Regions from separate parts of the Homo sapiens genome. Here region 2 is linked to region 1. A link is a loop called in an ENCODE intact Hi-C map of the cell type or tissue named here. Cell type or tissue: IMR-90. All regions are shown on one strand.

The links. A loop is a pair of places that touch in the nucleus more often than their neighbours do. Peaks named below come from ENCODE experiments on the same cell type or tissue, not always from the same donor. Only the 100,000 strongest peaks of a DNase experiment are listed, where the experiment ranks them.
Region 2: it touches region 1 in a loop (2.8-fold over the local background); 2 of 110 quality-filtered maps call a loop at or near these places.

The regions. Positions count from the first base shown.
Region 1 is chr1:55,714,784-55,722,783 of GRCh38, reverse strand. No RefSeq gene overlaps it. Among named protein-coding and RNA genes, the nearest start is that of LINC01753, 230 kb to the left of the region's middle. RefSeq lists enhancers at 1,824-2,324, 2,325-2,825. In IMR-90, no CTCF peak of the experiment used is centred here; DNase peaks (open chromatin) are centred at 3,743, 5,503, 5,923 and 6,453; H3K27ac peaks cover 6,557 bases.
Region 2 is chr1:56,070,398-56,078,397 of GRCh38, reverse strand. The region is part of intron 2 of LOC105378741 (a long non-coding RNA gene); the gene reads left to right. It overlaps LOC124904591 (a long non-coding RNA gene), which reads right to left. Exons shown (of 2, transcript XR_007067031.1): 2 at 7,883-8,000. Among named protein-coding and RNA genes, the nearest start is that of LINC01755, 130 kb to the right of the region's middle. In IMR-90, no CTCF peak of the experiment used is centred here; DNase peaks (open chromatin) are centred at 4,237 and 7,617; H3K27ac peaks cover 693 bases.

The sequences.
Region 1 (8,000 bases):
ATGATAATTCTTGCTTATTATGATTGTGATTATTATAATAGCAGTCTTTTCCTTTTCCTCTGAGCCCCAATTACCACAACCATAAAACGTTTAGATTTCACCAAATAGTTTCTAGGACCCTCTGAGCTCTATTAGCAAAGAATCATGAGATTTTTAAGTATAGAAATTAAGGGTCTAGGGTGTAAGAAACACTGGGGAGACCTCCTTTGGCTGAGACTATTGCAATGTAAACTGAAAACAAGGTGCTGTCAAATACTGTCAACTTAACAACCTTGATTAAAACTCAAAGAATAAAGCCATCAAAACCCCAGAAAACCAATCTAGAAAACAAATTTGTCCAATTAGTTTAGAAAATCAGTTCACACGCGCTTTGGGGCCACCTAAATAGGATTACATTTGTGCGTGATTGACAATGAGCATTAAGCCATAGATGGAAGCTTGCCCTGGGCTAGAGAGGGTGATAATATGGAAGACTTTATTGCCTGAAGAGTCTCCCCTACTGTAGCCTTCACCCATGAAAACTTCACTTTAGGTAGATTGTAGAGATGTGTACATTTTAAAGGCTTTAAGGCATTCTCCTGTGAAAAGTCAATGTGTCATATTTATCCCTCATGTTGCTATAGCTATGGTCCTTTTCTAAGCACTTTCGCATCCATTTGCTCATTTGAACACAGCATGACCCTGTGGAGGGTCCCGGCTGAGAAGCATGAAGGGTGGGATGGGGCCCAAAGCCTGCCACCTACTTGCAGTGTGGGACTCAGAGGAGTCTGAGTTTAGCTCAGGATTCCTTTCAGGAGGACTTCCCTGATTATCTTTTCACAGGACAGCCTCTTCATTTCTGTAAGCACCAGGCAATCTATTGAGTACTTTGAGGAACTTCAAATGAGCTAATGGCCCTGTTGTGGTCAGGAGTGCTGGCCTCAGGATCCCTGGGTTCAAATTCCTAGTATCACTACATCCTGGTGCCATCTTGCAAGAAGAACCTAACTTCTCTATGTTTCAGATTTCTTGTCTTAAAGGGACAAAATTATATCTACCTTGTTGAGTTTTATTTTTTTGAGATGGAGTCTTGCTCTGTCGCCAGGCTGGAATGCAGTGGCACCATCTCGGCTCACTGCAACCTCCAACTCCCTGGTTCAAGTGATTCTCCTGCCTCAGCCTCCTGGGTAGCTGGGATTATAGGCATGTGCCACCATGCCCAGCTGATTTTTGTATTTTTAATAGAGATGGGGTTTCACCATGTTGGCCAGGATGGCCTTTATCTCCTGACCTCATGATCTGCCCACTTCAGCCTCCCCAAGTGCTGGGACTACAGGTGTGATCTACCATGCCTGGCCTTAATAAAAATGAAAAGACATAATCCATTGAAATTATTTACATTAGGGTTTCTCAACATCCACACAACTGGCATTTTGGACTAGACAATTCTTTGTTGCTGGGAACTGTCCTATGTACTGCAGGATGTTTAGCAGCATCACTGGCCTCTACCCACCAGATGCCATAGCACTCCAAAAATGTCTCAGACATTTTCAAATGTTTCAGGGGTTGGGGGGCAAAATTAATTTCCATTGAAAACCACTGCTTAGGCTGGCACAGTGTCTCACACCTGTAATCCCAGCACTTTGGGAGGGTGAGGCAGGCAGATCACTTGAGGTCAGGAGTTCAAGACCAGCCTGGCCAACATGGTGAAAGCCTATCTCTACTAAAAATACAATAAAAGAAAACCAGGCTTGGTAGTGGGCACCTGTAATCCTCCTGTAATCCTAGGTACTCGGGAGGCTGAGGTACGAGAATGCTTGAGCCTGGGAAGTGGAGGTTGCAGTGAGCCGAAATCACACCACTGTGCTCCAGTCTGGGCAATATAGTGAGACTCTGCCTCATGAAAAAAAAGCCTAATAATAGCTCAGTGAATGTTAACTATTACTGTAATTTGTATTATTGTGTTGTGATTATTAATGTCTTCTGAAGATGAAGTACAAATCTCCCCATTCTATGCTACTATAGAGAAGAAAGAATTCAGTTTTTAAAGCTGAGATAAATCAAATAATTCTAGCATCACAGATTTGCTGGTACTAGTTCCCCCGTGTATTAAATAGGCACAATGTGGCTATTTCTTAAGCTAGTTGAAGATTCAGTGAGCAAGCGCAGATCAAACAGCCTGGTGCTGAAGAGTAGATCAGTGGCTGTTACCTGAATCATACTGTTTTGTCCCTTTGAGGAGGGGTGCTCTGGAAAGAGCCCCTGCCAGCCTCAGAGGAAGGGACATTGCTGGGCAGCAGGTCACATGCAGTGCTTGTCTCAACAAAGCAAAGTAACATGTGGCAAGCACAGCTGGGGGCAGCTGTTCCCTCGTTCCCTGAGGATAAAGCCCTGCTCTGTGGATGAGCATTTTTTGGCACCAGGATAGACACAGCTAAGCCTAACTGGTTATCTGCCAGGCTTGAAGCTGGCCCAACCTTGCCCACCCATCTGCAATTCTTTCCTGATTAGGAAGAAAGTAAATTCACCTCTGAGTCCTCTGCGTGGGAACAAAGCTCTACTTTGCCTGACTTTCAAGATACACAATTAGGATTCCCCAAAGGTTATTGGTGTCAGACTGGCACACAGTAGGTGTTTAACATACTTTCTAAAACCTTTGATGATGCTAGTTTTATGTATCCTGCTTCACTTAATCCTCACACTAATCTTTTGGAGTCAATATTATTGAATTTTATAGATGAAGAAAAGGTTCAGAGGGTTAAGTGGATTTTCTAACAAAACATAACAAGCCGAGTGGTGAACCTTGCATTTGAACCCACATCTGTCTAACTCTGTGCCCTGTGATCTTTCTAATATTGCACCTGTAACGTACAAATCTGGGAAAGAAAAGTAAATCGGGAGGCTATTTCATGATTTTTTTTTTAACTCTCAAGCAGGTGAAAAGATTGCCCACTCACACAGACCCAAGTAACAGATTAGTCTCTCCAACTTCATTAGAAACAATTTTATTTCTCTGAATATTGTGTCTCATTGATTTGCCCTTTTTCCAGGCAGGCACAGTGTTAGAGGCTGAGAATTCTGATCTGAAAAGCCCAAGTCAAAGACCTCCCTGAATTTGAAAAGCCCACAGGAGAAAAACAAGAGATAATCCTTTGACATTTCTTTGCAAGATCCCAATTGTGGCAAATTTTGTGTTCCCAAGTGCTGTGGAGGCACAAGGCAGCAATGACCAGCTCTGTCTGTGAGAGTCAGAACTTCCCAGTCAAAGAGAAATGAACTGAATCTTAAAGGGGGAGCAGGAAGATGTGCACAGTGACTTGTCCCTGAGCCTGGTCCTGGTAAAGGGAACTTAATGTTTAAAGGCATAGTGATGTATAAAGCGGGTGTTTAGGGAGCAACAAGTAAGGCTATGTGGTTGGATTTTAACATCTGCCATTAGGATGCAGACACGGCTAAACATTTGCCAGGTCTTCCATAGCCCCCTAGTATGTCAGAGCCAGACATTCACAAGGTAACTGAAACCAGAGAAGGAACCTGGCCTGTTCAGGGACACTGGAGAGCAAACCTCACTCCTGATTCCCAGAACAACACTTCACCAAACTGAGCTGCCTCTTGTGTAATCACCCTCATTCTCGTTTGGAGCCACCGCCTATGTGTCTCCTGCCTGGCCCAGATTCCTGGGGTCTCAAACCACATGAGACCTCAGAAGGGTGCATTAGTCATTTGCATTACTATCCGACCAGCATAGTTTCCTGGCCATGAAGCCTCCTGGCTTTAGAGATGCGTAACATGTGCTCATTTCCCTGCAGGGTTCAGCTTCGTTTAAGCTCAAACAAATGAGAAATGCTATGAAAAAATGTACAGTCCTTGACCTTTGAGCTCTTCCAGTTGGCTGATGGCCTTGGGTGAATTCCTCCCCCATGAATCAAAGTCAGGAGCCAAGTTGCATTATTTTAAGGACTCCAGGCTCAATGCCTTTCCCCTGTTTGCACTGCTCTCTCATTCCCTCCAAGTCCTACTGAGTCTTTGAGGCTCAGGCCAAGTGCCATCTCCTCTGGAAGCCTTCTCCCATTCCACCTCTCCACAACATCTAGTCCAAAGCTATCACTCTCTTCTCTGAACTTCTAAAATACTGTCTCTAATATCTATTCCACACCCAGCATATTTTAATTAAAATGTGAAAAAGGAAAATACAAATTTATGTCTTGTTACTTCCCCAACATTATACACTCTGAAGGCTTCCCCAGCCATATGGCACTGTCTGTCTCAGGCCAGTGGCACATTGGCTTACTTCTACCTTTGGATTGATGTCATTCCTACCTCCCAACACACTGTTCTCACTTTGTTTTCCTTCTCTCCCCCTCCATATCCACTCATCTGGCTTTCCCTACTGGGCCTTAGTAGATATTGAACATTTAACCATGGGCTACAAGTTACCATGTGACCTGAGCTTCCCAGGATGAACTGACTGTTGTCTGGCCCATCAAGCCATAAAGTTGGGTGTGTTCATCAGCACTCTACCATCAAATGGAAGTGACGTATAGGAGATGGGGTTCAAACAAGCCCTGGAAGCATGAGTAAGTTATGTGAAGAAGTGACCCAAATGCCCATGGTCCTCACTCCTATGTTACCTTATATCTCCCAGCCTGCACCCTATATCCTCATGAAAAGTTTTCTGTGATGAGTTGACACCTTTACCTACTTCCTGAATGACTACAGAAGCCTCTGAACTGGTCCCCTTGACTCTAATCCCTTTTATTTCCTTTTCTCCACTATAACTTGCCAACATGATCTTCAAAAAATGCTGCCCTGAGCACATTGTTCTCAGAAAGCTATGGCCCATTCCCACCCCTGTTGCTTGCAGAATTCCTGCTTACTATTCAAGGCCATGCTCATACTCTGCCTTCTGTTATCACTCCCCAGAGGGTACAGCTGGTTGGTGCTTCTCAAACATTATTCCCAAAGGACCCTTAAGGGCACAGAAAAGTGATCAAGTGTTCCTGAAGGTCCTAAAGGTAAAGCCTGAAACAGATCTCTATAAGAGTCCTTCCAAGACCAATGGATTATCTAAGAATTATGTCAACTTTACCTTTATTCTATGATATTTCTGGATGATTCAATATTACCTAATGTTATGTTACTTACATTTTCCTAGTAAATGTGATATTCTGTAAAAACATGCTGTCTTTATTCTCTAACTCTGTATATAGCACTGACAAGCCACCATTCCTCCCCCACATAAGTCTTTCCAAGTTTGAGAAACATGAGCCCTTGAGTACTTTTTTATTCTTCTATTTCTCTCGGGCATGGTTCTTTGCCTGAAAAGTTCAGGAAATTTCACACTATGCTACGGCAATATGCACAGGACAGTCCTAGGCATTTGGAGTGTTCATAGATTCTCCGTATCAATTAAAGATTGCTTAAAATTGAAGATAAGTCATGACTATACACAGTGATAATACTACTAAACATCATGCCAGGAATGACAACTTATATAGTGCTGACTAACCAAATACTTTCCTAAGCTCTTCATGTATATAAACACACTGAGTTCTGAGAACCATACCATGAAATAAATACTGCTAATATCCTCATTCCAAATACATGATAAGAAAACTGAGCTTGGCTTTGAAATAGGCATTCCAGCTCCAAAGACCATCACCTTAACCACTACATTAATACTTCTCAATTGTCATTAATATTAACATTATCAATAAGAGTAATAACAGTAATAGCAGTAATAGTAGTAGCTGCAGTAGCAGCTACAATCACAGTAACTGCCCACACACAAGCACACCCCTTAGAATTTAAATAAATCATATAAAATCTTCTTGAAATCCTGATAGTACAGATTTGTTTGCCATAAGACCTTCATAAACAACTGCTCTCTGAGCTCTATCTTCCTTTTCTACCCACAGAAGTTCAGGCAGAGGTCTCCCAAGATCCCTGTGGTTAGAAGTTTCAGTGACAGCATGCTGAAACTAGATTGCTATGCACACAAATTGAGGCGGCTCTGTGACTATAAGTATCATGGGCAATAAGAAGGTGAAAATTCAAAGATCTCAATGCTTCTGATTGACATTCAAGAATCCACTTTGGTCTGGCTCCTACTAACCAATAGGCAGTCCTTAAACTTGAAGTCCTTTACCAGAATAGAATACTTGTTGGCTAAATGCAGGCTGGTATGCCCAAATAAGTCATGGAATAAAAGGAAATAGGATGCAGCTGTGTGCTCCATCGACCTCCTCCTACCTCCCACACTAACCAGGTTCCAACAGTGGCTGGGTAAATGGGGCAAAATTGTTTCTTCATTGATTCTTAGGTAGGACAATATTAACTATTATCAAGTGCAACTGGGTTACCACTCAAACAGGAAATACGGGAGCAAATGGAAACTGCTCCTGGGTTTGATTCCAAGAAAAGACTCTTATCAAAAGAATGCAAGGGAGTCAATGTGGGCATGAAGGGGGTCACTGATGGTGTGTGGCCCTGTGCTGGATCTTTATAAATCACTGAGATCATTGATGTCAGTATAACACGTGTCCATTCCCAGAGGGGAAAGGATAGGGCAGTGCTGGGGCTGGAGTCAGTCAGTGGCAATAGGAGAAAGTCCTAGCAGAAGGGAAACACCTCCAAAGGTCTAGCAGTAGAAAAAGGGAGCCAGGGACAGACTAAGAGTTGTCTTTTAGCCACATCTCTCAATCAGCTAGAGGGAGATCTTTTAAATGGATGGGGGAGCAGTGATTAAGGTTAGGATTCTAAGATTAGGGGAAGAAGCAAGAAAAGACTTTAGGCTTGGATTTAATTAGATTAAATCCTCAGTCAAATGATGGTGACGTTACCTCTGTCACTGGGCCATCATTGATTCCTCAGTGTCCCAGATGAGGATACTGGTGCTCAGAGAGATAAGGTAACTTATCCAAGGTAATACAGAAACAAATGTGTGGCATCAGTATTTGGAGTAATATCCATCTGACCACAAGGCTCATTTTTTTAAAAAAATATATTCTAACAAGAAGTTCTGTTTCTGACCAAGGATATACTGTTCTTTAAAACTTTAAAAAGGTGATGGCTTAAAACACACTAGAAAGTTTAAATTTAAAGTTTCTGGTCCTTTGTATAAGACTATAAGATGTAGCTTCCTAAAATCTAAAGCTCTCAGAAGTGCCTTCATTACTGCACATGACTAGGTGAGCTGGTTCCTGGCCTCAGCAGGATGTGGGTGAGACTCGGGTCCATCAGACACATGTCCATTCCCAGAGTGGAAAGGATGGGGTAGTGCTGGGGCTGGAGTCAGTCAGTGGCAATAGGAGAAAGTCCTAGCAGAAGAGAAGCACCTCCAAATGTCCAGCAGTAGAAAAAGGGAGCCAGGGACAGACTGAGTTGTCTTTTAGCCACATCTCTCAATCAGCTGGAGGGAGATCTGTTAAATGGATGGGGGAACAGTGATTAAGGTACGGATTCTAAGATTAGGGGAAGAGCCAAAAAAAGACTTTAGGCTTGGATTTAACTGGATTCCCCCCCAAAAAAGTTACCAAAATGTGGTATCAGAAACACACACTAAGGCTAATTTTTTAGGAAGGTGAGCAGAGTCCGAATATCAAAAACAGGTCAAGGCAGGAAAGGGATAAGCAGAACAAGTAACTTGATGCACTTGAAATTCCAAATAAGGACTCCTTATGGTCTTGTATCTAGGGACAGCATGCATAGGATTCACCAAATGCTGGTATCAGAAAAGGCATTAGAGACAGAGAAAATAGCATCTACCAAAACATAAAGGCTTGAATGTATATGGCATTTTGGGAAATACTGGACCTGTGATTGAGGGAAGTAGTACTTGGAAAATGTCAGGTGGAAGCAAATTGCATAAGACCTTGAATGTCAAATTGCCTGGAATTGTCTTGTAAAAAGTCAACAAATCTGGGTAATGCTAACTGGCAGATGATAGAGGGCAAGAGGAAGACACAGGGCCCGTGGCTGGTGCTTAATAGAAAAAAAATGAATAGTATGATAAATTCTGC
Region 2 (8,000 bases), 360 kb before region 1:
CTGCACTCCAACCTGAGTGACAGAGCAAGACTCCATCTCAAAAAAAAAAAAAAAAGATTACTTGCAATGTGAAATATAAAGCCACATCAATGCGCTTTTTGTATTCTACTACATTGAAATCCACTTGGTGTATCTTTTAATTTGAATGGATTATTTTTGCCTACACCTAGTTTTGTAACATTCTGCACTGGCTATATGGAAAAATATCAGTTCACTGAGTTATGCAGATCTTCAAAATGTTGACTCATTTCTTTGTACAATAACAAAAAATCACACTTCTTAGCTTCACCAGAAGTCTACATCATCAGAAAATCTGTAAGTATTAGTATGATGTCAAGCTCCTGAAGGCAGATACAAGTTTTCCAAAATTTTAGTTTTTGCTTGAAAATGTGAATTTAATCATTGGCAGAGAATGCCATGAGTTGTTTTCCTTCAAGGGGCAGGGTCTTTTCATTCATTTTTGAGAAAACTTATGACATATACCATATGAATAACCATAGTTTGTCAGTTGCTCTTTCAAGTAATAAAATTATTTTTTTTAATGCTTAGTAAGGACATTTTTAAGTGAAATTGACTTTTGTTTTTATTTCTGTTTTTTAACTGTGAGTGCATGTGTTAAATAATACAATAACTACTAATAAAGTTTATTGTCACTGCCTCGATTCCTGCTAAGGTACCTATAGTTTTACCCAAAGGATTCATGAACCACATTCTGGGAAAGATTGCTAATATTTTTTTAAAGGCAAAGTAGCCTCAACTGTAGACCAGACTAGACATCAAGTCCAATTTGAGAGCAGTTTTAACTTTTCTTTGACAATGACTGTGGCTTCTTTTCCAGATGACATCTGCCTAGTATGTAATTGGCGACTACATCCAAGTAAACATGTGGAAAATGAGAGCAAGAGGGTGTGTGGGCTCAGAGGGAATTGCTTGTTTGGGGGATGATGGAAGAGTGCAGTTCTGGAAAGAGATCAGTTCTATGAGTGTGTATTTCTGGTCTTCAAAAGATTACCACATACATGCTGTCATACAATTTATAATGTGCCAGAGGGAGATAAGTTGATGTGGAGAAGGAACATAGGCTTTGCAATCAGCCAGGCTTGAGTTCCAGTACCAACTCAGTTGCTACTGTCTATGTAACCTCTGCCAAGTTACTTTACGTTGCTAAGCCTTAATTGCTTTAATTGCCTTGCTAAAGTGCTTAGAATATTAGGATGCTGGGTGTTTAAAGGATGGGATGTTGGATAGATGCTGTTATGGCCACATGGAACCCCTGTCTCCTTTCAGGAATGGAGGACTTAACTTCCCCAGCTGCAGGAAGGGATGCTGAAGACAGCCCTCAGTTTCAGCCCTCCTTAGTCAAGGTCACACCTCCTCTTGAGAGTCAACCTGCCTCCTATGACTGATCTATGGCCTGGCCACTGTATCCCAAATTGGTATAATTCTGAAAGACCATACCAACACCAGAACTCCCCATGGGGTAAGCTGAGGCCTTTGTTGGAGCTATATATCACAGCTCAGCTTCTCACTCTGCCCACCCTGCATTTTTCTCTTCCCTTTCCACAAGTATCATCCCAATTAAGTATGCAAGAGCTCCCCAGTAAAGTCCTATATGTTAATCTTCAATTCAGAGTCTGGTTTCTTTTGAGCTCAACCTGAAGCAGATGTTTTATTAATATTATAATTTTTATTTATAAACCCCCACTCCCTCCCATGATGGGTGGGCCCTCATAGCTGGAGAGTCCTTTGTATACTGAGTAGCCTGAGGGTTGTAAGAGGAGCACTTGGACCCTGGAGCCAGGATAGGGCTCCAGCTAACTCCGTATTAGTCTCCATAATTAGGTGGGAGTCAACATACTTTGTGGGAGGAAGAAATCAAGTTGTGATGAGAGAAGAGGTGGGGATGTTGGGAGAAGAGGATTAGAAGAACCTTCTCTGGAAGAAGAGTAAGAAATAGAAGACTGGGGTTCAGACAGGTCTGATGAGGATATTTATATAGTAAGGATTCTGGAACCACCCTGCTTGGGTATAAGTCTGCCATGTACTTGCTTTATAACTGAACAAGTTACTCTATACTTTTATATCTCATTTTCCTCATCTGTAAAATGAGAATAGTAAAAATTGCTACTTTCAAAAGTTGTTTTAAAAATTAAATAATCTAACTAGAAATTAGAAGATGAAAATATATATTTTGTCATATATTTGTTCACTATCCAATAGGAACTGGGGGAAGCATACAAAATTATAGTAATGAATTTGTATGATGTGGATGTACCTAACTTTAGTAACTGCACAGAAAAGAGAGCTCTTTAAGGTCATATGAGAGACAGAGAAAAGTCGTTGCAGAAGTGGCATTTGAGAAATTGTGGAATAAGTAGGAGTTTGCCAGGAAGGGAAAATGGGGAAAAATAGAGAGGATGACACTTGAGAAGGGTCAGAGATGCAAGAATTTTGGAGACCACAAAGATTTCTAATGTTACTGGTTTGCTCTGACTGGAAGGTACAACAAACACCATAGCCATTCTCTGTCTGATTAATATGACTGCTCATTCCATATACAACTATAGCTTCTTATTCTTTTATTTTTATGAATGTCTTCAATTTGGAGGAACTTACCTATGTTCTCTCTGGAATGGTTGGAGGACATTTGTATGGCAGTGTATAGTGTCATAACCACAGATATGTCTTTCTGTTGACCTTAACTTCCAAACACTGTGATCTGCTTTGAACTTATACTTATTTCCTGGTCAACCTACAGCTTGAGGGCAAGCTCAGAATAAACCACGTTTGTTTGAGAGTTTCGACACTCATCAACTGGGGGAAGCATATTCCATACCCTCTTACCTGTCTGTCAGGCACAGTATGAGAAGAACGTTGACTTTGAGGTCAAATATACCTGTGTTGATCTTAGTTTTGTCCCTACTAGTTGAGTACACTTGCCCAAGTTACTCAGCTTTGCTTATGTTATCTGTCCAATGGAGGTAATTATTATCTCATAGAGTGGTTGAGAATATCAATGAATTATTAAATGTCAAATTATTGGTACAATGCCTAATATGTATTAGGTACCTAGTAAGTATTAGTTCTCCTCTTGTCTCTTTGCAAATATGAAAACTGTTGACCTTCAGATGTGCGCCAGTGCATGTGAAGTCAATGTGGGGATTAGAGTTGGCCTCTTTCACCTCCAAATTAAAATCAAACTGTGCAGATTCTTAAATGCACCCAATTTAGACTACCTATAGATTAGAGAGCCACAGCACACTTCAAGTGATAAACGGTAGGATTTTTTTAGTCAATTTGATGAATCGCTTTTAACAATTTTACAGGGTTATCTGTTATGAAATACTAACCCTAATCTTATTCATATCTTTAATATTATCCATTCACCTTGATGCTTCCAGTGATTTAAAGATATTTTATTTTTTATTGACACATTTTTGTAAGCTATCACAAATTCCTTATGGAAAGAGTAAGATATACAACACACAAAACAATGGAATGAAGTACGATAAATAAAATAGCCAAACAAAGAATTTATCGAGGGCAACTTTCTGCCTCAATGTGTGCTTTGTATCTTAATTAGGCTGAAAGCCTTGGGAAGCATACCATTTTATTGAACAAACACTATTTGACCTTTCTAATATTTTATTTTTACCCACAAAGAAAATATCCAAAGAACGAAACTTTCTGATATGGAACAAATTCTTATTTTTCTTTGGCACATACTTTGTATTGGATTGTCAAAGACAAAGGAAGAAAGGCTCGCTGAGAGCCATGGGAGAGTGTGGTGTTTTCAATGCACCTGGCATTCCTGGCTCTTCTCCTACTGGGGCATAGGGCTGTGTGAAGGGCTGGACGTTTTCAATCACAAATTCTTGCTTTGTCTATAGCATTAACCCTGTGAGCCTTCTCCACTCTTTCTATGACACTTGGCATCTATCTCCTTCCCCAACCCTGGGCTGATAGAACAAACTGGTAGAATCAGTTGACACAATCTCTATCAGAAGCAACTGGCCTTGTCTTATCCAGAGCCAATAACGCACAACACACAAGATGGCTGAAGTCCAAGGTTCCTGCACATTAACAGATGGAGGGGAATTATCAGTGGAGAAATACAACCAAGCACCATGTGGATGGGTGACAAGAAGTCTTCTGGCCAGAGGAACAGATTACATACCAGCACTGCCTTGGCTCACTGCCCCGAAGAAATACATAGCAATCCACACTCGGGGAAAATTCCATGAAATAGCAGAGCAGGAACATCCTGAAGCCAATGGCAACACATTCCAAGAAAAACATCCAATGAACCAAACCCAAAACAACACAGACCTCAGAAACGTAAATAAGAATTAACTGAAAAAGGAAACCTTCAGAGTCTTGGGAAGCAACACAACAGATTAAGTGACCACAAAACACTAAAACACCAACTAGTTATTTACCCACTGCTTTGCGGTAAATATAAGGCCCATAGTCTCCAGGAGGTTATTTCTGGGCGCCAAGGACTTAGCACATAGTCCAGCAAAGAGCTTGGGCTTTATTTTCCTACCCAGGGCAAGTGGCATTTGTAATGGGCCTGAGAACCAGAAAGAAGATATTTTTGAACTACTTAGTCTTATGGCTATTTATAAGGATGAGAGAAGATCAGAGGGTGGGAAATGCACTGGGCTTCAAGTTAGAAGACTAGGGTTTGCATTCTTACTCTGCCACTGACTAGCTCTGCTGTCTTGGCAAGCTACTTAACCAAGCTGAGCTTTGATTTCCTCACTTGGAGAAATGAGTGGATAATAAAAATTATTATTTGTTCCTCATGGGGTTGATCTGAATATTAAATGAGAAAATGGAAGTACTCCTAAGAGGCAGAGTACAATGCAGTAGCCAGCCATTATTATGGTTGTTTCTATTGCTGTTACTACTTCATTACCCTAGGATCACAGGAGAATTCACGTTTGCTAACTTGAGATGAATTTCCTGATAGCTGAGGTTTGCCCTCACCCCCAAGCATCTATCTCAATGAATTATCTGCTTCCTTGAGAAGGTTCTTGTACATAGTTTAAACTTTTCTTGATGACTTAGAACCAAAGATATGAACATCTATTATTGTCCTCAGTAGCTTACAGTTAGTTCTGTTTGATTTTTCTCTCTTTCTTCTGTGAAGTCAAGCAAAGCCACAACCCACAACTCCTGACCTGTCTATATTTGTTTATTTATTTATTTTTGAGATGGAGTCTCACTCTGTTGCCCAGGATGGAGTGCAGTGGTGCAATCTCAGCTCACTGCAACTTCTGCCTCCTGGGTTCAAGTGATTCTCCTGCCTCAGCCTGCCAAGTAGCTGAGATTACAGGTGCCTTCCACTATGCCCAGCTGATTTTTCTATTTTTAGTTGAGATGGAAATTCACCATGTTGGCCAGGCTGGTCTCAAACTCCTGACCTCAAGTGATCCGCCCACCTCAGCTTCCCAAAATGCTAGGATTACAGCTGTGAGCCACAGCACCCAGCCAAAACTAATCTCTTCCTGACCTGTATTAATAGCTTCTCCTACCTCTATTTTGCTTGCCTATTTCTAATTTGGTCCACCTCAGATGATCAAGCTTGGTAGAAATGAGTGCTAACCATGAAACAGAGAGTCTCTATTTAGAATTTTGGTGATAAAATATGAGGCATTCATACAGGGACTTTGAGATCACCACAGTAGAGTGTAGAGACATATTTTGGCTCAAGATTAGAGAGTGGAAGGTGTCAGAGAAGCTAACCTCAGGGTGAGCACATAGTGCCTGAATTAGGAATGCTTTGGATATGTTTGGCTCACTCACATATCTCTCTCATTTTGATGTAGGTAGGTACAAGTGTGATACTTATCAATTTATAGTTGGTGGGGAACAAAGCCTGAGTCAGCCTCATTAGGGGCAAGGAAGTATTTTGAAGACCTGCGGGAACAACTCATATGTGTCAATCCACACATAACAATTTAGATTGTTTTGACTAAATTATACTTCCTATCAAGATCTAGAGTCATTCAGTTCAGCAAAATGACTTCAGGGATCAGCTTCTTAGCTGAATCAGATCATTGTTTTACTGATTTCACCTAAACAAACTGTTGTTTAAGTATCCCAGCTTTTCACCATGGTGGAATTATGATAGAATCACAGGACATAGTGCTAGAAGAGCCCTTCCATGTCATGCATCCCAGTGGTTCCCAAGTGCTACTCTGAAGACCCATGTTGGTCCACAATACAGAACAGTACAGGTTCCCAAGTACTACTCTGAAGACCCATGTTGGTCCACAACAAGTTTTCACAGGTCTGTGGAAAAATGAGAAAAAAATAAGGACAATAAGACGATTCAGCATCTTTCCCCATGAGGTTAATGTAATCATTTTAGAGTCATGTCTTATATTTCATAATTTTTCTTTTTTTTCTTTTTTGGAGTTCCTTGTCCTTTAATTTGAAATGATTGTAATGGTAAGTGACAGTTATTTTTCAAAAATCTATTTCTCAGATCAAAAAATTGACCATGTTATGTTAGGCTCCTGGTTGGTACTGGTCTTTTGTTGTTGTTGTTGTTGTTGTTTGTTTATTTGTTTGTTTGCTCTATAAACTTCAAAAATTTGGGAACTTCAGATCTAGACAAGCTCCTTATTTTTCAAATGGGGAAACAGACTCCCCCAAATTGTCAAAGTTCACACAACTGGGAAGATGGAAAATTAGGACCAAAGCTTGGCCCCCCTGTTCTCTTTGCCCCACAGCTATCTCCTCAACAAGTAGAATGTTATAATTATGACCAATTCTGTTGAATGAGAAGAATGAAGCTCTGAAAGAAGAAGCGATCAGAGAAAAGGAAACCTCTTTCTCAAGTACACACCAAAGTGCCCGAAACTGATACTTCATGTATGTTATTTTCTTTATCTCTTACAACAACCCTAAAAAGAGATACAGTTGAATACACATTATAAATAAAGAAAACTAAGTTCAGAGGTGTGATAGATACCTTAACGACTCAGAATCCATCAAACTATAATATCACCAATTTACATGCTATTCAACAAATATCTGTTGAGTGTCTTTCTTGTGCTAGGTAAGACTAATGCTAATGTAATTGAAAGATTTTAGCAAATTATACAGTGATAAACAGATATTCAATGACTTTTTAAAAAACTATCTATCTAAAAAATTCCTGTGAGGCTGGTTATTATTATTTTCATTTTATAGATGAGAGAGTGAAATTAGTAGAGTTCAAATGTGTTACCCAAAGTCATATTTTGGCATGTTGCTGTGACTGGCTTTCTGATTCCTAATCCTGTTCCCCTTTCTCTATACTCTGCTAGGGATATCTTTTTCCAGAGAAGAGGCATGGTGCACCAGAAAAACCTTAGTATGCAAATAATCATGGGCCAATCGGCCACAATTATTTCTTTGAAAAGGTAGGAGCGAAAGAAGAGTTGATGGAGACACCAGGCATGAAAGGGTCATAAGTTCTGGGCTTTCCAATAATAAGCCATTCTCCTCCAGATGATTTTAATAATCTCTAGCACATGTGTTCTAACCCCTTGATGCTGTACAATATGTGTAACCAAATAAAAGATCTCTCCAGATTTAGAGATTTACTGTTTGTGATGGGAAAAGGCCAACCAGATGACATCATTTATATTCCAAATATGAGCTGCTGCCAAGGCTGGTGATGTTAAGCTGGAGAAATTGATCCTCAACATTATTCTTTGAAGGGAAAAATAAAACTGGTCTTGGCCTAGATGGTGTCTTTTTAAAAAATAATTTATGTAAATATGAAGATGAGTTTAATAAACTTCTATTTTATCCAGGATTGCTTATGTCCAGTGTGTGGGTTGTTTAGATACAAAATCACTTCCAAATAATTAAACAAACTGGGTTAGGGCATACAAGTTAGCATTTTATTGTTGTTGAGTGGATAATTGATGGGGGATTGACCTGAGGCTCATCTGCCCTCAATTAGCAAAGCATACAAGTTTCCAGGGCTGTGGTCACTC